Regions from separate parts of the Mus musculus genome. Here regions 1, 2, 3, 4, 5 and 7 are each linked to region 6. Evidence: chromatin loops called from intact Hi-C (ENCODE). Cell type or tissue: heart. All regions are shown on one strand.

The links. Peaks named below come from ENCODE experiments on the same cell type or tissue, not always from the same donor. Only the 100,000 strongest peaks of a DNase experiment are listed, where the experiment ranks them.
Region 1: it touches region 6 in a loop (2.2-fold over the local background); 4 of 42 quality-filtered maps call a loop at or near these places.
Region 2: a loop joins it to region 6, with 2.6 times the contacts of the local background. A loop is called at or near these places in 3 of 42 quality-filtered maps.
Region 3: a loop joins it to region 6, with 2.7 times the contacts of the local background. A loop is called at or near these places in 2 of 42 quality-filtered maps.
Region 4: it touches region 6 in a loop (2.0-fold over the local background); 5 of 42 quality-filtered maps call a loop at or near these places.
Region 5: it touches region 6 in a loop (5-fold over the local background); 20 of 42 quality-filtered maps call a loop at or near these places.
Region 7: a loop joins it to region 6, with 2.7 times the contacts of the local background. A loop is called at or near these places in 11 of 42 quality-filtered maps.

What each region holds. Positions count from the first base shown.
Region 1 is chr6:37,733,809-37,737,808 of GRCm38, forward strand. Gm38791 (a long non-coding RNA gene) reads left to right here. Exons shown (of 4, transcript XR_868982.1): 4 at 297-573. Among named protein-coding and RNA genes, the nearest start is that of Gm38791, 21 kb to the left of the region's middle. In heart, no CTCF peak of the experiment used is centred here; DNase peaks (open chromatin) are centred at 1,973 and 2,333.
Region 2 is chr6:37,462,139-37,466,138 of GRCm38, forward strand. No RefSeq gene overlaps it. Among named protein-coding and RNA genes, the nearest start is that of Gm33318, 22 kb to the left of the region's middle. In heart, a CTCF peak has its summit at 1,957; a DNase peak (open chromatin) is centred at 2,023; H3K4me3 peaks cover 1,015 bases; H3K27ac peaks cover 732 bases.
Region 3 is chr6:38,005,551-38,009,550 of GRCm38, forward strand. The region is part of intron 14 of Svopl (SV2 related protein homolog (rat)-like); the gene reads right to left. Among named protein-coding and RNA genes, the nearest start is that of Gm33494, 25 kb to the right of the region's middle. In heart, a CTCF peak has its summit at 2,129 (motif pointing right); no DNase peak of the experiment used is centred here.
Region 4 is chr6:37,940,713-37,944,712 of GRCm38, forward strand. Trim24 (tripartite motif-containing 24) reads left to right here. Exons shown (of 19, transcript NM_145076.4): 8 at 2,701-2,818. Among named protein-coding and RNA genes, the nearest start is that of Trim24, 72 kb to the left of the region's middle. In heart, no CTCF peak of the experiment used is centred here; no DNase peak of the experiment used is centred here.
Region 5 is chr6:37,590,269-37,594,268 of GRCm38, forward strand. No RefSeq gene overlaps it. Among named protein-coding and RNA genes, the nearest start is that of Gm33429, 61 kb to the left of the region's middle. In heart, a CTCF peak has its summit at 2,305; a DNase peak (open chromatin) is centred at 2,013; H3K27ac peaks cover 1,025 bases.
Region 6 is chr6:37,868,534-37,872,533 of GRCm38, forward strand. Trim24 (tripartite motif-containing 24) reads left to right here and starts at 2,278. Exons shown (of 19, transcript NM_145076.4): 1 at 2,278-2,941. The coding sequence starts at 2,578. In heart, CTCF peaks have their summits at 2,358 and 2,996; DNase peaks (open chromatin) are centred at 2,148 and 2,908; H3K4me3 peaks cover 2,399 bases; H3K27ac peaks cover 2,170 bases.
Region 7 is chr6:38,064,469-38,068,468 of GRCm38, forward strand. Atp6v0a4 (ATPase, H+ transporting, lysosomal V0 subunit A4) reads right to left here. Exons shown (of 21, transcript NM_080467.3): 14 at 3,269-3,362. Among named protein-coding and RNA genes, the nearest start is that of Svopl, 19 kb to the left of the region's middle. In heart, a CTCF peak has its summit at 2,044 (motif pointing left); a DNase peak (open chromatin) is centred at 1,933.

The DNA of each region.
Region 1 (4,000 bases), 130 kb before region 6:
GGCTACATTGTGAAACCATGTCTCCAAAAAAAAAAAAAAAAAAAAAAAAAAAGGAGATGGGAGAAGGGAAGGGAAGGGAAGGGAAGGGAAGGGAAGGGAAGGGAAGGGAAGGGAAGGGAAGGGAAGGGAAGGGAAGGGAAGGGAAAAGGATAAAAAGAAATCAAGTTAAATTGTTTTTATTTTGGGGTAGGGTGGGTGGGTTTGGGGGAGGAGTTGAAATGACTAATTTCCAATCCTTTTAACTTGACAAGTTAGTAGTTTTGTTTGTTTGTTTTGTTTTGTTTTGTTTTTTCAAGGCAGGGTCTCCTTTAGCTCAGACTGGCCTCAGATTTGCTGTGAAGTTGAAGATAACCTTGGACTTCAGGTCATCATGCCTTCATGCCCCCACGCCAATGCTGGGATTATATGTGGTTTATGAGGTGCTGGGGATGAAACCCAGGGCCTCAAGCATATTAGGCAAGGACCCTCCCCACTAACCTGCATCACGGACTTCCTGATTATTCTTCCTAAGGATCTTTGCTACTGAGATAACAGGCCACCTTTATAATACTTTTTAATAGGCTTCCTAGTGACGGGCTAAATGAATGCCTTTCAGAAGAGGAGCCTCTTTGCAAGTCAGATGACTTCCAATGATTTGGGCAACAGAATTGAAAGACTTTACTGAGTAGCAAGCTGATAACTCATTAAAAGCAATTTTCAACAAAGATGACTCTATGATTTTTTTTTTTTAGAAAATAACTCATCGTTCCAAGAATTGATTGGCAGAACTGTAACAAAACTCCTTCTACTTCTTATATCTACATATTTATGTAATCAGGTTTTCTCGGTGCTTATCTCTCTAAAGATGAAAAATAAAAATAAAACTGATGCTGAGCCTTCATCCCCTCAATGCAGTGCAATCGAGACAGATGTGTGACTTCATTAAGAGAAAAAGCACCGTCCTGCTATTATTTTGTATTTGGTGAACTACCCATCAAAATGCAAAATATTTATATTGATTTGATTGGTTGTGAATTTAAAGTTGGTAGATGAATAGCCCAATACAGAACTATTTTTAAAATATTAAGAGCTGAACAGGGCCTGGATATGTACGTCAGTGGTAAAACACATGATATAATAAAATCTGCAGGGATGAAATTTATTATGTAACCAAGTTTGGCCACAAAGTCACAGCAATTCTCCTGTCTCAGCACCCTAAGAACTAGACATGGACCACCATACCTGCCTGTCCCAGAAATTTGTTTGCTTGCTTGTTTGTTTGTTTGTTTGTTTCAACCTAAATCTGTGTTCCTTGACATAGTACACACACAGACATGTATGTGTATATTTATGTATGTATGTGTGTATATATTTATATATGTATGTGTATATATGTGTGTGTGTGTATTTATTTATTTATTTATTTATTTATTTATTTATTTATTTTTAGATAGAGTCACACTAGTCCTGATTGGCCTAGAACTTTCCATGTAGACCAGGCTGGTTTCAAACTCATGGAGACCTGCCTGCCTCTGGTTTCCAAGTGCTTAGATCAAAGGCCTGTGCCACCACATCTGGACTAAGAAATTCTTGAAATAAATGTTTTAGAATATGTCTATGCCAGTGATGATGCAACAGGATACCCTGTCGACTCTGCCTCCAGCAGCCTAAGGAGTTCCCTTATCCTTTGGGGACCTGCACTGGAGTAAAGTTACAAAGAGCCATGATTTCAACAGAGAACAGAACTTAGGGCAAACCAGTTTGAGGCAGAGTTGGAATTTATTAGTAAAAAGGAAAGGTTTAGCATGGATTTAAGCATGGGGGTTGACAGAAAGAAAGGAGCAGAGGGAAGGAATTGATGCCCATTCCAAGGGCATGGATGGAGACTTCCCACTGGAAGGTGGTGCTTCTGTGTCTCAGGAGTCAAACAGAAGCTTTTCTCATCGCTCAAACTTCATTTCTGAGAGAGCCTCCTCCCCTTTCCTGCCTCCCCTTTTCCACAATGAGATCATAGGGTGGCTCTAGCTGTGCCTTGGATAGAGCCCAGTTCATCTGAAAAGATAAAGCTGTGAGGTCACAAGGGTTGAACAAGAGTGTTATGATCTGACACACTCGCTGACAGTGGAATTTCTTGTGACCGTCCTAGAAAATGGTCCCTTTCAGATGGGATAGGAGAATGGCCTCCCCCCCCCCCCCGCCCCGAGACCCTCAAGCATGATTCATTGCCATTTTAATGTTCTTTTGTGTGTGTGAAAGAGAGAGGGGAAGGATGTGTGCACTTGGGTGGAGGTCAGAGGACGACTCAGTGGAGTCAGTTCTCTTTTGGCACTGCTATGTAGTTTCCAGGATGGAACTTGAGTCATCGAGCATCAAACACCTTTACCCTCAGGCTGCCTTACTCCAATAAGCTTATTTGGAAACAAAACAAAACAAGTCATGATGACACACAGCTTTAATTCCAGCACTCTGGAACCAGAGGCAGGCAGATATGTATGAGCTTGAGGCCATCTTGGTCTACAGAGCGAGTTTCGGGCCATCCAGAGCAACACAATGAGAGCCTGCCTCAAAGAGAGGAAAGAACGGATTTATTTAGCTTACACTTACAAGTTACAGCTCATCAGTAAGGGAAGTCAAGATAGGAACTCAAGTAGAAACTTGAACCAGGGGTCATGGTGGAATGTTGCTCGTGCTCACTCAGCTTCCTTACCCAGCACAGAACCACCTACCTAGGAAATGATACTATCCGCAATGCATTGGACCTCCTACCTCAGTGAACAATCAAGACAATCCCCAAAATCATGACAACGATCAATCTGCTCTGGACAACCCATCACTAGAGACTCACTTCTCAGGTGGCTCTAAGCTGTGTCAAGTTGACAGTTATACTTAACTAAGACAATAAAACAAAGAACCCAGAATCCAAGGTGTATAAACAATAGTCCTCTATCTATAAGGTTTAATGGAAAAGGAGCAGAAATCAATACCTGCTGTAGGATTGGGCTAATGACAGTAGGGACATGCAGGACTTTTAGAAGGGTTAGGTTGAAAACACTGTGTTTGGTCCTAGTCTTTATTCTACAACCATGAAAATTTGTCAAAAATCATGGGACTTGTCACTAAAGTAGGGAGGTTAACCATGAAAATTATGTTCCCCAATAAATATAACCACAAACAAAATTAAAGGTCAAACATCACAGATTTGAATGGTTATCTCACATTAACGGAGAGCAGCAGTGTAGGTCAGTTGAGGATACTATATCCTTGCCTAAACTATTTCTTAACAACCAAGTCTCTGTGTTCAATTTATTCTATTGCTCAACTCTGTAGCTGGCTTATTTCTTTTTAAAACATACAGCTTGTCAATTTTATCTGTATTTAATCTCTGATCTGTGTTCTTGCTAGCTGTGTCACTTTAGCCTGGCTACTTTGGCTTATTCATTGTACAAGGATCTGTGGACAAGCAGAGACACTCAGGCTATCTCTGGGGTAAGGAATGGCTGTCTCTCAGGATTAGTTTCCATGGGATGCCATGTATTCAATTTGCAGGAATGTTGTTTTTACAGGAACCACTGTACAGATGATAGAAAGTCAGTTGAAGCAGAAGCCAGGGCTTGTTTGGTTACTCTGGTAACTGTGGCTCTTTTCTAGAGATCCACTCTTGTTCAGGGTAAGTATTATGGTCAGAGTTCTTCCATTCAAGCATAGGTGGAAATGAATGGCTTCTTCAAGAGTGTCTGTGATAGGAGATTTTGACTGTCAATGGGAGAGGTCTAGGGGAGGGTATGCTATGGTGGATTTGCTTAGGGCAAGCAGACATTTTCCATGACCCCCTAAAGTACTGTCATACACACAACCACAGAAAAGCTAATACAGTACCTGCTACTCATCAGCCATGCACCTAGATTTGGTGAGTTTCAGAGACAGAGAAGTCTCACTATATCACACACATACATCTACTTCTCCACACATAAGTGGATATCATGCCGTTTCCCCCTTTCCCCTAGGTCTTCTCTGGCCTCAA
Region 2 (4,000 bases), 410 kb before region 6:
GTGTTTAAAGCTCTGCTTAGACTCAGTGAAGATGGGGAGCCATGTGGAGATGAGACTGGGCGTGAAGGGAGTGATGTGCTTAAACAGGCTCCTGTGAAGAAATGAAGGAAGATCCTTCCTCCTGGTTATAGGAGAGGAGAATGAAGGTCTTTGGTCTACTGTGCATCCCTGCTCATACAGAAGAGAGGAGGATTGCAATGATAGGGTGGTTTCTATGTCTGCCACTGCTTTGGGAGAACTCTGGCTTCTATGTCTCACTTTGTACGAGACCTTGATGGGAGGTGACCCTGATGCCCTCACGGTACAGGAGTTCAAGAGCTCTCTGTGCCATAGCACTATATTTGAGGTGTCCTTGGTTGAGTCTCAACACTAAGACATCTGAGAATACATCATCTCACAGGCTGCACCGTCTCGGGGAATTACACCCCCCCACACACACTTTTTTTTTTTTTTTAACCTTGAACTTGCCAAGTTTTCATGATGAGAATGGGAGGACATCCTCTGATACTTCTGAAAAACAGATTGTCCATTTTAAATGAGAGGTCCTATTGTTAACTCGGTGTGTCCACAAACAACTTCAGAAACTGTCTCCATTGCATGGACTATAGGTCCCATCACGGAGATAAGAAGACCATCTGAATTCTTCTTCTCTAGCATTTCCAGCTCACCTAAGGGGGTCAGGGGTGACACAGATCTGTCCTAGCTCTGAGTCACTGTCCAATGGCCTACAGACCAAAACCTGTTAACTGGGCTGCAGAAACTGCAATAGTAGACTCTACTATTATCGTTGAAAATCCCAACCCCATTCTACTAGTAATTGGCAGGTTCAGTAGGTAGAAAATTGTGAAAGACACAGTTGAACTGAATAACACTGTCAACCAACTGGATGCAACTGGTACCTATAGAGTATGACATCCAACAATAAAGATTTATTTCAAGCTCATCCAAAACAATCAGCATTGTAATTCATACCCTGGACCACACAAACACACTTCAAATATCCTAAATAGGGCTGGAGAGATGCCACCATGAGGCTGCTTTTTCTAGCCTAGTTTTCCAGCACCCACACAGTGGCTCACAACCACTTGTAACTCTAGTTCCAGTTCTAGTTCTGACATTCTCTTCTGGCCTTTGTGGGCATCAGGCATGCATGTGGTATACATACGTAGAAACATTCAGGCAGACACTCATATATAAACACTCACAGATAAAAATAAGTAAAAAAAATTGAAACAGGGTCTCATACTTCATGGCTGTGGCTTGTGTGAAACCTGGAATGTAGATAGGCTAACCTCAGACTCAGAGATCTATTCACCTGTGTCCTTAGTGCTAGGATTAAAGGCCTGCACTTCTGCACTTAAATAAAAATTATACAAAGCTCACAAATGGAAATGGGAATAAACTAGAAAACAATAATGGAAAACTGAGAAACTCCATAAAATACTTGAGATTAAAGGGCATAATTCTAAGTAAATGTGAGTCAATGATGTCACAAGAGAGGTAACTATAACTCACCAACATTTGCTTAATACAAACTGGGCATAGTAATACTTGCCCATAGTCCTTCCTAGTACTGAGCAGGTTGAGCCAGGAGAATCAGTTTAAGGCCAAGGATAGCCAAAGCTATATACCAAGACCTTCTCAAGGAACAAATAAAACAAGAACAAAAAGTATCCCAACAACTGAGGGCTGGTTCCCTTCTAGTTCTGGTGGGCAACCAAAACTGCTGTTGGCAAGACCTTATCCCTGAAGACATCAAATGTTCTGGTGACAGGGCATGGAGAAATTAAGCTAGAACTGGGCTGGAAGTCTCCTCCCTGCTGGAGAGCCCTAACTATGCTAGACAAAGCTGAACCCACTGCAAGAGGAAAGCGTCGTCAATGGTCTTACTCAACTGTAGATGGAGCCTGTGTGCAGCAATGATGACCAGCCACTCAAGATGTGTTCAGTGGAACAGTAGTGGCTTCACAGTTAAAGAGGTATACACTTGCTTTCAGATTGGGTTTGTGTTGGGAGCCGCCCCCACATTCGCCGTCACAAGATGGCGCTGACATCCTGTGTTCTAAGTGGTAAACAAATAATCTGCGCATGAGCCAAGGGTATTTTATGACTACTTGTACTCTACCTTTCCCGTGAACGTCAGCTCGGCCATGGGCTGCAGCCAATCAGGGAGTGATGCGTCCTAGGCGAAATATAACTCTCCTAAAAAAGGGGACGGGGTTTCCGCCATTCTCTCTCGCTGGCATCTCTCTGGCTCTGCGCGCCCTGCGCTCGCTCGCTGCCTAAAGATGTAAACAATAGAGCGCGCGCGCCGGAGCTCTGGCTCCTAAAGATGTAATTGAAGGGGCTTTCGTTTTTGGGGCTGGGCGCTGGGCGCTTGCCCTCCTGGCTCCCAAAGATGTAAGCAATAAAGTTTTGCCGCAGAAGATTTTGGTTTGTTGCGTCTTTCCTGGCCGGGCGTGAGAACGCTATTAAGAGGTTTGGGGTCCACTCTGCATCTGGTACTATAAACCTGGTCAAAAGTCCATGGTTGAGAAGGTCGGAGACCATAGTATAGGCGTCCTTTTCCCTCCCTAAATGGATATGATGTGCTCATCAGATGTCTTCTGCACAATTGTATTTATGTGTATAGATTAGTGCTGCTGTCTGCTTTACTCAGAGAAACTGCCTTCTGCAGTAGGTTCCTTGTAGTCTCAGCACTCAGGAGATGGAGGTAGAAGAATCAAGAGTTGAAGGACAGGCCAGGTGGTAGCAGAACAAGCCTGTGATCCCAGCACTTGGGAGGCAGATGCAGGTGGATCTCTGTGAGTTCAAGGCCAGCCTGGTCTACAAAGCATGCTCTAGAATATCCAGAATAGCAAGGGCTGTTACACAGAGACAACTTGTCTCAAAAACAAACAAACAAAAAACACAAAAAAATTCAAGGACAGTCTCAGCTACATAATAAATTCAAGGTTAATCTAAATGACACCCTGTCTCAAGCAACAATGGCAGCAAAAACAATAAAAAAACCAACTAGCCAACCAAACAACCAAACCAAAAAACCAAACCAAACCAAAACAAAACAAAACAAAAAAACCCTATTTTTAAAAATGGGGGATACAGTAAAAGCAACAGTAAGAAAATATAGCATCAAAATATATGCAAAGAAAATATGAAAGATGACAAAAATCAATCTAAGGTTTCACTTTAAGAAACTAAAAACCAGGGCTGGAGAGATGGCTCTGTTGGTAAAGTGCATGCATGCAAGCATGGTGGCTTGAGTCAGAGCCCAGAACACAAAGAAGGATGGCACAGGGTTGTGAATGCCTCTTATCCCAACAGTGGGCAGGCAGAAGCAAGCAGGTCCTGGGATTCCCAGTCTGTTGATGAACTCCAGGCCAGAGAGAAAGACTCTGCCTCCCATGTACATGGGCACATGTGTGCACACACACACACTGAGAAAGAGACAGAGAGACAGAGAGAAACTGAGTGTATCTCAGTGGTAGAGAACTTACACAGTATGTGAAAAGCCCTGAGTTTGGTTTTCAGAACTGCAAGGAAGAAAAGAAAGGAGGGAGGGGACAGACAGAAGGACTGAGGGAAGAATAGAGGGAGGAAAGAACAGAAGAGAAAGATAAATGGGAGGGAAGGAAAATGGAAAGGAAAGGGAAGGGGAAAGGAGGGAAAGCGGGAGGGAAGGGAGGAGGAGGGGAGGGGGAGGGAGGAAGGAAGGCTATTATGACTAGTCTGTGCCTACATATTTGAAAACCTAGATCAATCCCCACATGCAGAAACATGAGTAGGTCTATCTCTGGTAAAGAAATGGAATCGGTAGTGAACACAGTTTTAAAACAGAAAGTACAGGACCAGATGTTCAACAGATGGCGTCTACCAAACAAAGAAGAAACTGTACCAGCTTTCTGCAGCCTCCTAAACAGAGCCAGAAAGGAAACTTCCTAAGTTATACGAGGAGCTCTGCATTACCATAATGCAAATCAGACAACAAGATTACCAGAAA
Region 3 (4,000 bases), 140 kb after region 6:
CGGACAGCCAGGGGTTACATGGAGAGACCCTGCCTCAAGAAAAGAGAGGTATACTGAGCCAAGTAGCCCAGACCTGAAACAAACACTTCATGTTCTCTCTTATTTGTGAGTCTTAGCTCTGGGTTTTTAGATCTGAGTATGTAGCCAGGAGTCACCACAGAAACTAGGAAAGTTAGAGAGGGACCATGGGGACTTAACTGCAAAGGAGGAAGGAAGCCAGTGTAGACAGGGAGGGGGGAAGAAGGATAAAAACACACTAAGAGCATGAAAGAAAAGCCATAGGAAAATATAGTGGTTTATGTTTATATATACATACATAAAATATATTGGTTTATGTCTACATAGACAGACAGACAGAAAATATATTGGTTTATGTTTACATAGACAGACAGACAGACAGACAGACATACGTGTGTGTGTGTGTATAAAGAGAGGGGGAGGGAAGAAGGGAAAGAGAAAGGGGCAGTTATGACACTTGGGGTGATACCATGGACTATCTAATTAAAGCCCCAATACAAAGTATGGCAATCTGCCTTTGGAGTTGTTGGCCAGAAGAATCAGAGAGACTCCCAACAATAGAGGTTCTTATTGCTGTTGCCTTTGGCTGCTTCCCCAAAGTTGAAGGTAATAGCTATCGCTGAAGACAACACACACATTGGACACAGACTTGGAGGAATTGAGACGGAACTGACCTGGAAGCCTCTTCCCAGAGGACGAGTTCTCGTGTCTAATGATGCTATGCAAGCTGCCAAGAGAGAGGAGCAATCGCCAGCCCTACCTAGTGATAACATATAACTCCTACAACCACCAGCAACATGGCAAGCTATTCCCAATGGTGCAATGGTGGTACTGACATCTTAAGTGTAACCAACAACTGTCTAACAGGGCCCAAGGCTTGCTCAGCAGGAGAGAATTCAAGCCTGGTACTGCAAACCTAGTCAACCTGTAGCTAGGGGAGTCTCCCTAAAGGAGAGCCTGCTACCATTTTCCTGAACTAATATATTTGCTGTTTTCTAACTATTTACAGCCACAAATAAGTGTTGCTCTCATCCCTCATCAAAGAACCTTCGTTTTGCATCAGAAAGAGACGCTATAAAAATTCCCAACTGATCAAAAAGCAAAGAGCAGCTGACCATGGGGTGCCCAGCTGCAGTCAATGTAATACAATTAGCCTACACCTAAGGCTCAGAAACATCACAGAAGATGAAGCAGGAAGACTGTAAGACCCAGAAGACAGGAAAGTCTGCTACACGATAGTGTCTTCTGTACAATAGGGAGCTTTACCATGAAATCTCAACAATACAAACATGCCAGTGTGGATGAAGGACGCCTCACAAGGGCTCCGCTCCTAGATGAAAAGCTTCAGGCAAGTGAGAGCTAATGAGACAGGGGCACGCAGTCTTCTCTAGGTACAAGTCTACTGATACGGTATCCAACTCTTAGCTGGCAGCCCAAAGCACATACATATACAAGCAACATTAAATGGACTCGGTAGGCTGCGTGTGTGTGTGTGTGTGTGTGTGTGTGTGTGTGTGTGTGTGTGTGTGTGTAAAATAATAATTATGCAATCACAAACTTGAGAAGGAGTGAGGGGTGGACATGGGAGAAGTTGGAGAAAAAGACAGGGTGGAAATTATGTAACTACAGAACTCATGTGTAAAATTCCCAAATTAATACATAAAAACCTAGAAGATACAATAACATGATATAACTAATATGGTATAATAAGAGAATAACAATTTTATTTCATAAAACAAAGACTATTAGTGAGCTACATAAATACTGCTACAAAATTTTTTTTCTATGATGGGGCAGGGGCGGGGGGGGATTTATACTCCAGAAACCATTTCTTAAATTAGTCACTGAAAGAGGATTCAAGGTGAAGAGACCTCCTTCCTCTTAACAAAGGCTCCATTTGTTTGCCATGCCCCATTCTCTGAGTGAACTTTCCCACTGGCAGTCCTTTGTGCTGAGTTGTGTGCGTGCACGTGTGTGTGTGTGTGTGTGTGTGTGTGTGTGTGTGTGTGTGTGTGAGGCATACACTTGTGCCTTCATTTATTTGCATAATGGTCTCATCTTCATAAGATTGTCTTGTTTATGTTTGGCCACAAGAGGGCAGTCTTCGTTGCTTTGACACGCTACTTTCCCTAGCTGTTCCACACATCAGGCTGTGCTACCAGGACTTAACCACCCATCCATAGAAGGTCTCAGTATATCATACATCGCTGAAACACGGGACTCCTAATGCCATTGACCCTGTAGGTCTATATGCCCCTCCAAAGTCCCTATGTTGAAATCCTAATCTCAGATACGAGCATGTTCTTTTTGGAAGTGGGTCCTTTGGGAGGTGCTTGCAACCTTATAAAGCAGGCCACACGAGGCGTTTTCATGGATGCAGATACAATGAGAAGGTGGCCATCAGCCAGCAAGGCAGAAAGGGCCCTCACAAAATCCAACTCTACAGACATCTAATCCTGTGCTTCCCGTCCCTAGAGCTGTCAGAAAGTTCTGTTATTTATAAGCTACTCAGTCTGATTGTTTTGTTTTGTTTTCTGAAACAGGGTCTCACCTAGCCCTGGCTCTAAACTTACTAGGTAGGTGAGGGTGGCCTTGAACTTCTGATCCTCCTTCCTCTACCTCCCAAAGTGCTGGGATTGCAGGGGCTGGAACCCAGGGTTACTTGCATGCTAGGTAGACACTCTTCCAACTGAGCCACACCCCTAGCTCCTCCGTCTATGATAAGTTGCTATAAGAGCATGAGCTAAGATACTTGGCTAGGATTAAGGCACCTGATTCCCAGATGCTTCCCAGAAAAAAGGAGAATAGTCCTTGGTCTAGCTCCATGGAAGCTTTGTGCAGGTCCCTTCTGCACTGTAGCAAGCCTTTACTTTATAGTAAAATTCTCCTTTGTTTGCTTGGAATATGTGAACCTGGATTTTATTATTTTATTGCAGTCAATTTCTTAACAACTAGATACGTCAAAACATTCACTTTTGTTTTTGTTTTTGTTTGTTTTTGGTTTTGTTTTTTGAGACAGGGTTTCTTGGTGTAGCGCTGGCTATCCTGGAACTCACTCTTTATGTAAACCAGGCTGGCCTCGAGCTCAGAAATTCACCTGTCTCTGCCTCCAAGTGCTGGTATTAAAGGCATGTGCTTCCACTGCCCAGCAAAAAATTTGCTTTTAAAAATGCATTTGACTTAAAAATTTATATATTTAGGCTTTAGATTATGTAAACATATTACTAACTGATGTATATGGCTTTTACTTTTAAAATATATTTTGTGTGTGTATGCATATGGGGGGAGGGTGCTATATGTGCGCAGTACCTGAGATGTCCAAAAGAGGACATCAGGTATCACAGACCTGTGGTTATAGACAGATGTCAGCCACCCGACATGGATGTTGGGTGTTCGAACTGAACGTCAGTCCTCTGGAAGAACAGCAAACATTCTAAGCACTAAGCTATCTCTTCAGGCCTGGAAAGTTTATGCTTGAACTTATTGAATCACCTGTTGTAGAAACTAAAAGAGGAAAGAATCTTGTGAGAGGAAAGCCAGCTCCTAGCCCCACTCTCCCAGTGGATGGCGCAGCCGTCCTCAGAAAGGCACACAGAGCAGCCGACTCAGACTTGGCCGTGGGTACTTAAAGTGCAGGTAGCGGGTCTCCATCTCTACCATCTGCATCTCTGGGTAGAGCCCCGGAATATTTATGTCATAACGCTACCCTAGCACTTAAGACTGACAGCTACCACCAAGGAAAGCCTGAAGCAGCTCACTCCATGAGAAACCTTGGCAATACCTTAGGAGTGGACACGAAGCGTCCCAGACTTGAATTCTCCACATTCAAACTGGTTAAGGAAGTGAAGTACATAGTGGCTGATTGCACTAGATGGGATTTAAAGTGCCTTTGTTTCTCTTATTTTCACATTCCCTCTTCCCCTCATTCCCTCCCCTACCACAGTTCCTTAAAGGCAATAATAATAACAACAACAATAATAAT
Region 4 (4,000 bases), 72 kb after region 6:
CCACTCTTCTAGCTCTTACCATGTCCCAACTCATGGGACAAATTCATGGCTATTTCCTTTATTGTTGTTGTTACACGCACACACCAGATAAACTCACCTCCTGAGTCCATTTAGTGTTGCTCATAATGTAGATATCTTTAGGGTTGACCATTTTGGATTGGGTAATCTATTAGAGAGCTTAGCCTTGATGAAAACTGATACTCTATTTCTTGGCAGCCATTGCTTATCTGAAACTCTAGAGCTGGGACTTTGTGAAATTTCCTCTATCCATGACATATTGGCATGTCAGCTGCTATTGTCATTGTGCAAATCTTACGTAAGTAACCATGTCTTCCTGGTGATGCTTCTCTGTCATGTGTAGAAGAAGCTACCTAACAGCAGGCATATTTATTCACAGGTAGTTGGCCAGGCTTATAGTCCCAGCTGTGAATTCCCTCCTGTTGAGCAAACCTTAAGTCCAGCTAGACAACTGACTTAGATGCCGCATTTGCACCTTTGGATAGCTTGACAGGTCTGCAGTGGCTCACTGCCACTGGTTGCTTTTTCCCCTTGGCAGCTTGGGTAGTACTCAGGGAGGAGATTACCAAGTTAGTTCAACCTATACTCCTATGTTCAAATTGTATGATGGCTTCAGCAAGGGCAGTAGCTTCTGTTGTTTGTGGGGATCTCCTGGGAGGACCATTATCACCCCAGTAAACACATTAGAAGAATAGTACTTACTGGTGGTGCTGATGGTGCTGGAGGTAGTGGTATGGGTGTGTGTATGTAAAGCCATCACCTATCTCAGAGAATTCACAGTTGGGAATTCTCTAAAGCAGCACCAGGAAATTCAGCTCCCTTGAAGTTGTCTGTTAAAGGAAGGGACTATGAAAGCAAACAAAGCAGCGGGATGTCATATGACAGCAACCCTACCTGAAGTAGCTGGTCAGATATTTGAGGTGCGGGCAGTTGCTTTATTTGTTCCATTACGTTTAGACAGAAAGGTTCAGGTGAGTTGCTTTGCTTTGTGTAGAGGAACGGCTACTGGGAAGCAAGAGTACTTGTCATTGTGTAGGTGAAAGAGAGTTGGGAGGTGTGCAAGGTAATGCTTGTGTGACTGGCTTGCATTGAGTATTGGCAGGGGGAGAATTAAATGAGGTGGAAGAACAGGAAAAATTCTAAGAGCAAAGTTGCTAGGAACTTTTATTTTCACACCAGAGGGAGCTCAAAGCCCCAGTATCCAGTTGGGTATTGAAATTGTCAAGGATTGGGACAGCAATGTTGAAGAAGGAAGAATAGGTATAGGTGGCTATAGCATAGAAAACAATCTATAGTGTGAGATAGCTTGGGATTTTAACATGGCTGTTTGTAAGGGCCCACAGCGAGAAGTAGTGAGAACCAGCCAGTTCATAATCAAAGATTCACATGTATTCTCTACAGTGCCTTCCTTCCTTCCCTAAGTCGAGATTCTGAGTACTTTAAAAGAATAAGGTAAGAAGGGGCTGGGGAGATGGTTCAGCAGTTAGAGCACTGGCAGTTATTACAGAAGAGCTGGATTCAAATTTCAGTACTGATGTGGCAACTCCCAGCTACCTCTCACTCTAGTCCCAATAGATCCAGTACCATCCTCTGTGGGCTCCAGGCGTGAAAGTGCTTCACAGATACATGCAGGCAGAATAGCCATACTCATAAAATAAAAGTAGAAAATCTCAACGACAAAAGAAAAAGGAAAAGAAAGGAAGGAGGGAAAAGTGCAGTAAATGCATGGAACTGAGCTGATATTTTGTAAAGTGTTGTTAATTGTAGACATTGGTTTTGTTTGCCGCTCTAGTTGGCCAAGTGAGCCTGGGAGGTTGAGGCCTAAATCTGAGGTGGATTAAAGTTTCATGCAATAGAGAGCATCATCCAGAGCATCAGACAGTCTGTACACTACAGGACAAGATAGGAATCACACAGAGCATCAGACAGTCTGTACACTACAGGACAGGACAGGAATCACACAGAGCATCAGACAGTCTGTACACTACAGGACAGGACAGGAATCACACAGAGCATCAGACAGTCTGTACACTACAGGACAGGAATCACAGGAGTAAGATGCTCCAGGACAAGCCACATATGACAAAAACACGGTTTTCCATGTAGGCACATGAAAACCAACAGCTGACAGAAACTCCCTCCTATCCGATGCTCCTGGGAGGAGCGTGAACACACCCTCCAAGAACAACACTGTGTTTTGAAGAAACTAGGTCTCAAGTTCTTATCTTGTTTTCTTGGAGTTTTCTCACAAGTGCTCAAAATTCTGACAGGACTCTGTTTTTTAGACCATGTTCTGACAGTTTTAATTTTATGGTACTTTATAGTTCAATAAGCAATAATACATCTGAGTCATACCACAAAATTGTTACATTTGAACAGAAAATTTTAGGTGGCCCTCGTTTTTGTTTTTTTGTTTGTTTACTTATCTGTTTAAATAAACAGACATGGTCTCCACATAGTCCTGCTGTCTTGGAACTATGTAGAACCGGGCTGTGCTCAACTCAAGAGCTCCTCCTGCCTCTGCCTCAGGAGTTCTGGTTTGTATTGCTTGTATGACCAATTTTGTAACCCGAGTGAGATTCTTTGCACATATACCAGAGACTATTTTAGGAATTCACTGAGTCTATCACACATTATTTGCATTAGAAATATGCTAATGTTTTTCTCTCTGCTTCCTTCTAGATTACATACAGGTTACGGCACCTTCTTCGTGCAAGGTGTGATGCTTCTCCTGTGACCAACACCACCATCCAGTTTCACTGTGATCCTAGTTTCTGGGCTCAAAATATTATCAACTTGGGTAGGCCATTGTATACATTTTCCCTACATGACTGTTTTGGTCATAACATGTTACTGAACATAACATTGCTATTCATTATCTTGTTTATACTCACTGGGAAAACAGTGTGTCATCAATTATATGCATATGGTACACAAATGCATGAATGTATAGTACTTGTTTTGAGATGATATGAAAATACATTTGCTTACGGGGTACCTAAGTTAGGGATTTAGGAGTTCTTCTCCTCATAGAATCCTGTTTGTGCTTGCATTTTTGTTTTTTAGTATGTATGGGAATCTTCCTGAATGTATGTTTGTGCACCATGTATGTGCAGTGCCCACAGAGTCAAAAATAGGGCACCAGATCCTGCTGGAATTACAGAGGGCTGTGAGCTGCCTGCCTGCCATATGAGTGCTGGGAATGGAAGAGCAGCTGCTAAGCAATCTCGCGCAACCCCAAGAATCCTATTTGTATTGTTACCTCTGTCTCTATCAGAGTCTGTTTCCTCTAACTGTATGTGATGTGTGGGCTTTGATGCTTGGGGGGTGTGTGTGTGTGTTACACTTCCCATGCAGCTAGTGAACAGCCTTCTGCCTATGTGTTCGTGTGTGCATCCGTATACTGGTGCCTGCAGAGTCCAGAAAAGGGCATTTGATTGCTGTAGCTGGAGTTGCAGGGTGGTTGTGATCTGCCTAACAAGGGTACTAGAAACAGAACTTGGGTCTTCCAAAAGAACAGCAAGTGCTCTTAACCACTCAGCTATTTCTCTAGCCCCAAGTTACGCTTTGTGCAGTGGGGATAGAGTGGGGTAAGACAAGAAAGGTCTCCTGTGGTTCAGGGCAGCCTACCTTGACTATGTAGTCAACCTACCCAACATAAAATCATGTTATTATGTGACTTTCTTTTCCCCATCTTGCCTTTTATATTGAACTTCTTACTTTGCAAGCCGTAGTAGCTTTGTAGGGGCCAGCACTGTCACCATGTCACAAGGCTGACAACAATTTTTAAAACCATTGCTCAAGCCCCTGTTGCTCAACTGCTTTATCTTACGAATAGAAGATTTTTCTTTTTTCTTCCCTTCAATTTGTTTTGGGTTTTAGGTCTTTTCTTATCCTGGTCAGGTTATAAATTGTGTGAATGTACAGATAGGGAGTGTGTCTGTAAGTAGTTGAAGGATAACATACAGAGAAGTACTCCGTC
Region 5 (4,000 bases), 280 kb before region 6:
CACTGAAAACTGCCTGCGGAAAGTGTGTAGGAAAACATCATGGATCTATAGAACAAAGATGGCTCTTCACAGCAATCTTCCAAATAAATAGTATTCAACATATGCAGCAATATTTTTTGGTGTCTGCCATGAGAATAACAAACCAAGTATTTATAAATCATAAACTAGCCTTTTCCTTTCATGCTACTCAAAAGCTCTGAGATTTTGTAAGTTAATTGCAAGCCATTGCCCGTGGTGATTGGCAGTATATCACAAGCCTGGCTGCCAAAAGCACTCTTTGCTATTGAGAAGAAAATGGAAATGAATATTCTCCAAACTGCTCCCTTAAATTCCCTAACAGGCTTTGGGTTTGAGCTGCAACTCAGCACATCTCCTTAATCAGGTTTTTTTCCCCCCTCAATGTCTGTTAGCTCGGCCATATTGTAAGTGAGCATTGCTTTGATTAAGGATTCTACTTGAGATCAAAATTATAAATTAAAACAAAGAATCAAACTATGATTTGGAGGTCCCCTGAAAAACTAAGACTTCACCATGTATGTGCAGTATAATGATTATCATAAGGATGAAACTGAGACCACCCACTTGGAAAAATAGGCTGAAAAGGAAAAAATTACACTATTAGCAGCTGTAAGAAAATGAGTAGATTTCTCGTCTCTCTGCTTTCTGAAGCTTTCACCGTTTTAGTGAGAATGTATTACTGTCAGAAACACGGAAGTATGAAAGTACTTGTCACGTGTTTATCTATGAGGGCAAGTTCATTCTTTCCCACATGTCAGGTTACAGATGTAAGCCCTAGAGCATCTTGTTTCAAGTCATGAGCTTTCTGATCTGAACTGTTTTAATTCATGACGATTGCTAACTAGGTTGTCAAACGCTTACAAAAGGAAAGAGTAGAAAGAAAATCTTTTGCAAAGAAATCTGTAAATAAGAGATTCCTGATGAAACTGTTCTTATCTGGGATCCTTGAGGAATGCTAGCATTACATAAGCATGTGGGAAGAGAGAAATGTCACACATGATATGATGCAAAACTCAATTTCCTATTACTCCATTAAAAAAAAATCTAGTAGGAGGACCATGGTATATTTGTATATAATTCATTGACAAAGCTGATTTAATAATCATGTGTTTTTCACACATGTTAGTATTTTATAAGTCCTACCCCCGACCCCTAGTTCCGGCCCTGATCCACCCTGTCCCAGCCCCAGCACCAGGTCCCACCCCTGTCCCAGCCCCAGGCCCCTTCACCTTGCTTTAATCTTCTGCATAAGCAGAAAAGGAGGAAGGAGAGGAAGGGAAGAAGAAATTGAGTTTGGTAATCCTCGACCAGGATGCCAGCCGTTCTGAGGCGATATTATCAGTCGCATTATCGGTTCTAGAAAAAGCATGCTCAGTAACATGAAAACATGCTCAAATTATATAAGCATGTGCAAATTGTTATGATACTGAGCAAGATCGTGGATAGATATATCCAGTGATTCACAAGCAAAACCTCCGTTGTTTCTCAATTTGGGGAATGATATTCTCCAAAATGTTTATTTGTTTCCAGTCTTTTTTGCTCCATTGTTGCTTTTAATAACATTTTTAGGCCAGCAATTTACTTAAAGAGAAGAAAGAACTGAGTGCACAGAACTGTCCTCTGACCTAAGGACATAAATGTGTCTACTGAAGTATTTTATCATGAGTATAACGACAACCCCAGTACACAAATTCCTTCATTTGCTCGTGGCAGTTTCTTAGAGTTTTTCTCTTCTCTTTCTCCACTCTAACTGGAGGAACACCACTATTTCCATCATCGCTGACCAGAAGGCTCCTCATCTGACTTTAAAAGTCTGAAAGACTGAGTGTTGGAAAAGAATAATCTCAATGTTGCAGGAAGGATCACATGAATAGTGAGGAAGTAACTCCAAGGCGATTTCCTTTTGCAAAGAGAGTGCATCACATCCCGAACAGGGCCAGCACGGGAGCCTGATGGTCATCCCTAGAGAAAGGCGGCAGCGACAGTTGGTTATTTCTCTTCGATTGGGCGGTCAACCTCGCAGACTAGTTCTGATTGGCTAATTTGGAAAGCTGCAGGAAGGAAGCAAAGGAAAGAAGAGAGGGACGGGCTACTGTCCAATCCATCCGTTCCAGGGATTTAGCAGGTCTTGTGCATAAACAAAAGTTTTACCAGGTAGAGTTTGAATCCCTTCACACATACATTTTTACAAGGTAAGAGAGGTTTTGTAGAATACTGGTGCTTGGCAGGCTAGCTGCCTTTGATGGGGGAAGGGAGGATTTCTCAAGAGCAAAGGTCAGGGGAGGCCACTAGGGGAGCCCAAGTCTATCTTTGTTTTAGCTCGGGCACTGTGAATAACAAACGCCCTCTTCTCAAAAGGAGGCAGAATATGGGAAAAGATCCTTCTCAAGTCTGATTTCTCATAATCTCCGAAAGGAAAGCCTTCTACATCCTGCTTGCTAAGCCTCCCATAAGGAAAAATTACTATTCATTTGCCTACGCTCACACATTCACACAGTTTCCTCTGGATTCTAATCTTCTCGTAATGGAGAACAAAGGTCTTCACAGTACTACTAGGCTTTGCCCTCTAGTTCAGGTTTAGAAACCGCTGGGCTCTCTTGCCTCTGGGCGAGCCTGTCTACTGCATTTCACAGAGGAGGAAGAAACGAAAAGCAGAGGAAAGACTGTATAGCCCTAAGCTTTTTTTCTTCACTTCTGTACGATCTGCCTAGGAATCCCCAAAGCAAGTAGAAGATAAATAAGCCCTGGTCTATTCTTCCTTTGTTTGAGATTTAACTCTCAAGGAGATTTCCTTCAAGGATTGGATTTGAGGAGGCCTTTTCACTTTGTATAGATGATTTGAGCAGATCATTTGCATCTATAAAGGGACGGAGGAAACCCTGAATGGTGGCCACTTCTATAGAAGAAACAGTGAAGGAGCTTCGTGAATTTATTCTACCCTGCGCATGGGAAAAGCACAGAGTAGAGTTTTCAGGGCCCAAATATCATCCCTAAATAGCTATAGCTCTCTTTGCAATCGCTTCACGTCACCAGTTTCAAAGCTACAATCCCCGGAAAACAAAAATTCCAGATAGTCTTAGTCATATTCTCTCTCTCTCTCTCTCTCTCTCTCTCTCTCTCTCTCTTCGTGTGTGTGTGTGTGTGTGTGTGTGTGTGTGTGTGTGTGTGATCCAGTATTAAATACAATATTAACCCAGTGTAACCAGCAAGTCAAGAAAAATGATAACTACAAACTGAAAACCTTGGAGCCTCTTCTATCAACAGATTTCTTTCACAAATCAGATACTGCTCAAGCTATATGTTCTCATTTGTTCTCAGTTAAGTGATGCTCCCCTTATTAAAGCCAAGTAGACTTTCCTAAGAGAAATAACAAAATAAAATGCAGAGCAACTGAACAACAACAACAAAAAAAAATGATTACAATTAAGGAGATAATAAAGAGGAAAAGAAGAGCAGACATAAATCACAACAAATGGAACAGAGGCAAGATCCAAGTTATAATACCATACAGGTCTATTTATGATTTATATATCATGGGCTAGGAGGATTTTTTTTTTTCACTGTGGAGGAGGGGCTGTGAACAAAGAGTGCTCATGCACACCCGGGGAACAGTGTCAGATTTCACACACAGAGACAGCAGAGACTCTGCGGACCCGAGTAACACAGCAGCTCTCCACACTGACAGACAGAAGAGCTTCCCTGAGCCCCTTCATCTACCACCCGGCCACAGTACCACCTCTACCCAAAGCCTCGCCTACACCCTTCAAGCACAAAGATCAGACACATTACAAAAAGGAAAGCTCTGGCCACAGGGAAAGCTAGCTGAAGATAAGAGTTCTGTGGATGTCAGAGAGTATTAGCTTTATTTTTATCAGGTAAACAATAGAGATCATCGAGGTGTGTACGTGGGTATCTGATAAGAAGCCAGGTGTAACTCAAAATGCCGGACTGCCTATCCTCTTTCTCCAGCAATGAAGAGCCC
Region 6 (4,000 bases):
AATTGGGAAGAGGGAAAGGTTAGGAGAAAGAACCCACAAAGTAGCAAAGACTAGCTATAGGCTGGGAGGGTGGTCTGTACAAAATTATCAGCCATTGAAGATCACTAAGTAGCAGAAACTGATACTGGAAACCTATTAGCCTTACCTTTGTTTCATAAAGTTGTTATGAATACCTTGTTAAATTCTGCTACTGTAACAACCCCACTTACTTTCCTCCATTTGGAAACCTACCTCTGACCTATAAAAACCTTGTCTTTCTCATGTTCAAGGCTGATGATCTCTTGAACCCCACCTTAGGGGGAGGCAGACTATGTACATAGGTTTTTAACTTTTTGCTTTAATTGCTTGCTTGGTTGCTTTAATAAATGTGGCCACGATGGATTATTCAGGTTCCTGGTCTTTCTCCTCAAGTCTTTGGGAATTACAGAGCACATGGACTTTATTCATGTGTATTCAAAAGCTTGTCTCCTCTCACAGTATTCTTCAACCTCTATGAGGTTTTACCCAGCTTTTTGTTGTTTAGAGAGTGTTTCTCTGTGTAGCTCTGGCTGTCCTGGCTCTGTAGAGCAGGCTGGCCTGGAATTCAGAGATCTGCCTGCCTCTGCCTCTCAAAGGCTGGAATTAAAGGTATGTGCCACTGAGCTTGGCTTTTTACGCAGCTTTTGGCTGAAAATGTAATTTTTATTATTCTTATTAAAGGTCCATTAAAGGAAAAATGTTGCCTACTAATCATAACCCAATGAAATCTACCTTTGAGGTAGAGTCACGCCATTGTCTCCTTCTGTAAACCTTAATCCAGCTGAGTCTGCCCATCACCTGGATAAGGGACCATCCCTTAGAAAGGCAGGTTCACCTTCAGCCACGCTAAAGACACAGAGGAATAATCTCTTTAATAAACAGTGTTCTTCCCCCAAATTCCTGGCCCATAGTGCAGTAGTTCCAGATTCCCCACGAGATTCTCCAGGATTTCTGTCTATTCTGTCTCAGAAACTCCCAACCTTCTCTTTGTCTTCTCTTTTCTTTTGGGTGTTAGCCTAATACACAGTCTCTGATAGTTTCGGCTTCCTTACTCTTTCTCTAAAGCTCCCCTCCATGTGGCTGCTGTAACCATGTGGCTGTTTAACACAAATGGCATGGCATCTCTTCCACTTCTCCATCTTCCTCTGGGCAGCTGCTGAGATTTACAGCTTGCCTGCATTGGTTTTTTTCTTTCTTTTCTTTTAAACTCTAATAAAATTTCCTCCAGCTTCTTTTGAGGCTCTTCTTAAATTCTTTTATTAATGAGACTAAGAACCTCAAGAGGGGACTCTGATTTCCCTAGTAACAGGTGGCACTTCCCATGGGACTCCCCAGAATTTCCGGTAACAAGCACGGGAGAAGGAAGACATGAAATATAATACTGAAACTCTAAAACCAGAATTGAGGTCCCCCCCCCCCCTTTTGAGACAGGCTTTTACACTGACTAAAACCTAGAATAACTTTGAATTTGTAGTGATTTTCCTGCCTTTGCCTCTGGAGTATTAGTATAGGTGTGTGCTACCACGTCTGCCTTTTTTTTTTTTTTAAGAGTTTAATATTCAGGTACTATGGACACTTGCAGATCATTTATTTAGTCCTCAAAAAAATTAACTGCTTTTATTCATTTAAGAAGCAAAATTAATTTCACCCTTTTCCATTGAGGTCTTTTAAAGTTCCGACAAATTTGTAATTTCTCCCCCTTTACATCATTCTCATTAATTCATCACAGAGATAAATTCAGGCCACAAAAAGAGTAAAGCTGCCTGCACACTCCCCCTTTCACACAATGTGGGCTCATACAACCCGGTTTTGGGTCTCTTCTCGTTTGCACGTAACTTACTTCTTCATCCTCCCGTGGCCCTCCCACGATCTTACTCCTTTACCCATTTAAGTCTCCAGTAGTAAAAGCAGTTTTCCAAGCAGTTTCTTAATTAATCAGGCTGGGTAGACTGGGCAGAGCCCCCGCCCCTTGGGCGGGGCCATAGCGGCGGGCGGAACCCGATGCCTGCTCTGGCTCCTTAACAAATGATTCCTTTACAATCTACAGAAGAGAGACACACACACAGCGAGCCAATCAGCGGCCGCGGTCCTCGCGTCCGGCGGGGCTAGCCCCGCCCACTCCCAACCTCCCGCGGGGGCCGTCCGAGCCTCGCGGGCTTCTGCAGACCCCGCCCCCTGGGCAGGCGCGGCGGTCATTGGATGGCGCTCGGCTCGCAGTCGCCGCGGTTGCTGGGAGAGGGAGGTGGGGGCGGGGCCCGCGGTGGTCCAAGGGGCCCGAGAGAAAGGCTGCTAGGCACGGGCGGGCGCGCTGGGCGGAATCGAGCGTCTCGGTGGCGGTTTGCCTATCGGCCCGCGCGGCGGCGTCGCGGTGCGGGAACCGGTCCCCGTTGACAGCTCCGCGTCTTCCGGCCGCGCCACTCGGGAGGTGGCTTCCTCCCTGTGCTCCCTCCGCGAGTCCGTTCGGCCTCGGAGAAGCGGGAGGCGGCGGCGGCTGCGGAGGTCGTCGGGGGCGGCGGGCGGTGAGCGCGCTCCCGCTTCCCCGGCGGCGGCCGCAGGACAATGGAGGTGGCTGTGGAGAAGGCGGCGGCGGCAGCGGCTCCGGCCGGAGGCCCCGCAGCGGCGGCGCCGAGCGGGGAGAATGAGGCCGAGAGCCGGCAGGGCCCGGACTCGGAGAGCGGCGGCGAGGCGTCCCGGCTCAACCTGTTGGACACTTGCGCCGTGTGCCACCAGAACATCCAGAGCCGGGTGCCCAAGCTGCTGCCCTGCCTGCACTCGTTCTGCCAGCGCTGTTTGCCCGCGCCGCAGCGCTATCTCATGCTGACGGCGCCCGCGCTGGGCTCGGCAGAGACCCCTCCACCCGCTCCCGCCCCCGCCCCCGCCCCGGGCTCCCCGGCCGGTGGTCCTTCGCCATTCGCCACCCAAGGTGAGAGGGGCCCGCGAGGTGGCGGGCGCGACCCGCTGTCACGCGGCTGGGGAGGGGGTGAAATGGGCCCGCGCCGGCTGAGCGACTCGGCGGTCCCTCACTTTTGCAGAGCTCTGACGGTTGTGGCGAGTTAGCTGCTCTCTGCTCCTCCGCAAAGCTTTGTCCGGGTGCATATGATCTGGATCAGCTCGTGTACACCCGGGTTATGCGAGCCGGAGGGGGGAGGAAGGGATGGAGATGAAGTGATGGGGATTTTCTTTGATGATTGATTGCAGATTGGCTGCCGTCTGTTTCGAATCTTGTGCGTTCCGGGCTTTTTACCTTAATGAGTTCCCTCTCTGTCCCCTCCGTAGGGGACAAAGGAACCGGGATAAGTTGTTTTGTTGTCTGCTGCTTTCGGAGATTTTATTTCGAGCGATTCGATAAACGATAGAAAGTAAATAGACTTCCAAAGTGTTTTGTATGCCGTAGTTGGAAGTTACTTTCTCTTTTGTGGTGTTATTGGGTAATTAGTTTTTGACAGGTAGTTTCCTTTGCTTATGTTACCAGGTTTAAATCGTTGAAAGTGATTTGAAGTGCAGTAATTATTTCTGGGAGAACACTTGAAGTTTTTAACTTTTAATATTGCAAATATTTGGGCAAATTGACGTCTTTAAAATGCGAAGTAACTGAGGAAGGGAAATCTTTTTTCTCTTGCTTCTTGGGTTTTGTGTGTGTGTGTGTGTGTGTGTGTATGTTTTGTTTGGCTTATGTAGCAGCCCAGAATTGTCCACAGCTAGCAATCTTCCTGCCTCAGCTTCTTCAGAGTAAAGATAACAGGCATGAGCCATTGCACCTGCTAGCCAGACACTTTTAACATCTCTTTTAAAGGGAATAACTGTTTTAAGTTAATTTGTTAAGTAATTATATTTATTAGGTCAGGATGCAATTGCTGGCTTGGATTGTTGAATTAGATGCATTTAGTTTTTTCTTACAACAGTCTTTAAATACAGGAAACTATTTTCCATGGGTCTCTATTGTTGCAGGAAGCCCACCAGAGGTACACCACTCAGTCTATAG
Region 7 (4,000 bases), 200 kb after region 6:
CTGTCTGCGACATTTTATATTTTGTAGATTTTAAATTATACGTATACAATTTTATGACAAGCAATTGAATTGTTTTATTTTGTTTTTGTGGTGCTGGGGATAGAACCCAGTGCCTCCTGTGAGTAAGCTCTAAACCTTACCAGTTCCCCCTTTCTTTTGAGCATCCTGCCTCTCTCTCTGACCCTGATGGTCTTTTTCTTTCCTTTCAGAATTGTGATCAAGTGGCAAAATTGCACAAAGGATGGGAACTCTGGGCTGCTTGGCTGCTTTTGTTTCGTTCCTCTTTTTTAAATTGTTTTCCTATTACTTGAGAGGCTGGGGAGATGGTTCAGTGGTTAAGAGCACTGGCTGCTGGCTTGTGAAGTTAACAGGAAACAATGTAACAGGTTTCATGTGGCATCTTCACACGAATGTGTCACTAGACTTTGCCCTACTTCATTCCACTTCACCTGTGTCTTCCCCAGTGCACACCAGCTCCCACTCTGCCTGGTTCCCTCTCTTCTCAAATCATCCTCACTTGGATTCCATTACCATCCATCCTGCTCAGGTTTTTGTTTTGGGGGTTGTTTTGTTTTGTTTTGTTTTGTTTGGTGTTTATTTGTGTCATCTTGACACAAACTGAAGTCATTTGAGAAGAGAGAACATCAGCTGAGACAATGCCACCAGATTGTCCAGTTGGCATTTTCCTGATTAATGGCTGATATCTGAGAATCCAGCCCACGGTGGGCACGCCAGCTGGGGCAGGTAGTCCTGATGGTGTAAGAAGTGTGACTGAGCAAGCCATGAAGAACAAGCCAATACAGATTCATTCTTCCATTGCTTCTGCTTCAGTCTCTGCCTCCAGGTTCTGGAGAGCCTCCAGGATTGGAGAGCCACTGCCAGGTTCTTTCAATGGCACACTGTGATGTGAAAGAGGAAGCCAAATTAACCCTTTCCTCTCTAAGTTGCTTTTGGTCATGGTGTTTTATCATAGCGATAGAAAGCAACCTAAGACACTCTCCTCCCCACAACCTCCTTAAGCTCTCTTTTGTTCTTTTCATGATTCCCCTTCTAGTCCTGTCCCCCCAACCTCACTCCCCCACACACACACACACTCACACACTTTAAGTCTAGGCTTTGCAGAAGAGAAAGTGAGCAGCATTGGTCTGTCTGCAGCAGGCTGGTTTAGCCTGACACAGTAACTTCCAGTTTCATCTGTCTTCCTGCGAATGTCATGATTTCATTTAAAGCCGAATAAAAATACCACCGTGTAATGTGCGCCTTGCTGAGCCTGGAGAGCAGAACTGGACAGATGGGGTTCACTGACAGTTGGGTGTGGGCTGTGCAGGAAGAGAAGGTAGGAACAATGGGATTCAAAGCAAAGGAAAATAACCAGACCCTGACATCTCCCCCTTGCCAGCTTCCTGGCCATGGCATCCTGACCAATGAGAAAGCCTTCCTCTATGCAAAGGCAACACATGGAGCTGGAGAGAAGAAGCACGTGCTGCTCTCGCAGTGCTCACTCCCAGCACCTACGTCTGGCTTCCAACCACGTGCAACTCCAGTTCCAGGAGACCCGATGCCTCCGCCTTGCTAGGGCACTTGCACTCACATAGGCACATGCGTGTGCACACATGAACCTGAGTGCACACATGCACAGGCATGCAGAATCAAAAAAATAATAATAAAAATAAGACCTTTACAAAATATCAGCCACTCACGTTTGTCTTTTACGTTTGCCGTTTACAACTGGCTTGCAAGGATTTTACCTGTTTTGATAAAACTTAGAATGCAGCAGCTGGGACTGAGAGGTAGGGTCTGAAAACCCCTGGGCAATGCTTTCTGCTTTCTTGGGTGAGGAGAGGAGAGCTCAGGGATGACACGCATGAGGGAGGCGACTGAGAGGGTGGTGACTGGAGAGCCACTGCCAGGCCGTGCTCTCAGTTGCTGAAGCTGAAGCTGGCCACTCAGGCTGTGTTCCACACAGAGCTGAGAATGACATTCATCAAGACTACCGGAGGCATGGTTGATTGGGAACGCAACAGTGACACCTGGTGGCTTTATGAGCATGAACTTCTGTATCCATTCACAACTTGGGTTTTTGTTTTTTTGTTTTTTGTTTTCCCCTCAGAGATCTCATAGTGTAAAGGCTTTGGAAATGCCACATCTAGTTGACTGAAAGAAACAGCAAACAAATAAGTCAAAGGAAACACATCTCAAAACTCCACAGGAACCTGAGTCTGTGAAGTGTTTGCCAGGCACCTACGAGAATCCAGGTTTTGATCCCAGAACTCATGTAAAAATGTGTGGTGGTGTTGGTGTGTGCTTTTAGTCTGAAGCAGGAAGAGACAGGAGGGTCCCTGGGGCTCACTTAGCAAGTCATAGATTTCAGTGAGAAATCTTGACTCAAAACACAAGGTAGGCTGCTCCTAAAGATATACCCAAGTTTGACCTTTGGCCTGCAAACAAGCTAAAATCATACATTACAGTGTAATATGTTACCCACTGCAAGAAAATACCAAAGTAGGACGCTTGATCAAAATATTAAGTAACTTATTTAATGTGTGTGTGTGTATACTTTCTAAGCAATCAACTTGTATGTGTGTGTGATGCGTGTATGTGTGTGTGAAACAGAGAGACAGAGACAGAAAGACAGACAGGCAGACAGACAGAGACAGAGAAGAAGAGAGAGAGCACGAATATCTTCAGGGACTATCTACCATCTTGTTTTTCCTTTTTTGAGGCAGGACCTCTCACTGGCCAAGCCCATGATCCACCTGGCCCCATCTCCTGATAGTTGGGATTCCAAGCACATACCACCATGTCTAAGATTTTGTTTTGTTTTATTCTTTGAGACTGAATCTTGCTATGTAGACCAGACCACCCTCAAATTTATATAATTCTCCTGCTTCTGTCTCTGAGTGTTGGGATTAAAGGTATGCACCACCATGCCCAGTCCATATCTGGCTTTTGACATGAAAGTTCTGCAGACCAAACTCAGGTCCTCAGGCTTTTAGTACCAAGCACTTTGTCAGCTGAGCTACCTCTCCAGGCTGCAAGGGCATTTTAAAAGCTCGTTATTGCCAGCAATGGGATAGCTGCTGGAGAGGGAAGTGAGCAGGAAACTATATAGGAAGTAGAGTCCAAGTGCGGCAGAATTTATCTTCTAGACACAGTTCTGCCTGTCATGCAACCCTCTGAGTTTATCCCATCTCATCCCCAGTTTGTTGTTTCTTCTTTATTCAGAGATCTCAACAACACATCATCTATAACCGGAAGGAATTCTTACCGGATCAATTCCAAATGGGTAGGGATTCCCAGAATACACTCCTGGGATGGCTGGGTCCAGCTGCAAATATGGACTGTTTTCCACGATGTGAGTACTAAGGAGACAAAGCAGAGAGACAAACATGATATAAAAACAGTCAGGTACCCATTAAAAAATGGGGCTCAGAGCTAAACAAAGAATTCTCACCTGAGGAATACCGAATGGCTGAGAAGCACCTGAAAAAATGTTCAGCATCCTTAATCATCAGGGAAATGCAAATCAAAACAACCCTGAGATTCCATCTCACACCAGTCAGAATGGCTAAGATCAAAAATTTAGGTGACAGCAGATTCTGGCGAGGATGTGGAGAAAGAGGAACATTCCTCCATTGTTGGTGGGATTGCAAACTTGTACAACCACTCTGGAAATCAGTCTGGCGGTTCCTCAGAAAATTGGACATAGTACTACTGGAGGATCCCGCAATACCTCTCCTGGGCATATATCCAGAAGATGTCCCAACTGGTAAGAAGGACACATGCTCCACTATGTTCATAGCAATCTTATTTATAATAGCCAGAAGCTGGAAAGAACCCAGATGCCCCTCAACAGAGGAATGGATACAAAAAATGTGGTACATATACACAATGGAGTACTACTCAGCTATTAACAAAACACCCATGGAAGAAGTTACAGAGACAAAGTTTGGAGCAGAGACAAAAGGATGGACCATCTAGAGACTGCCTTATCCAGGGA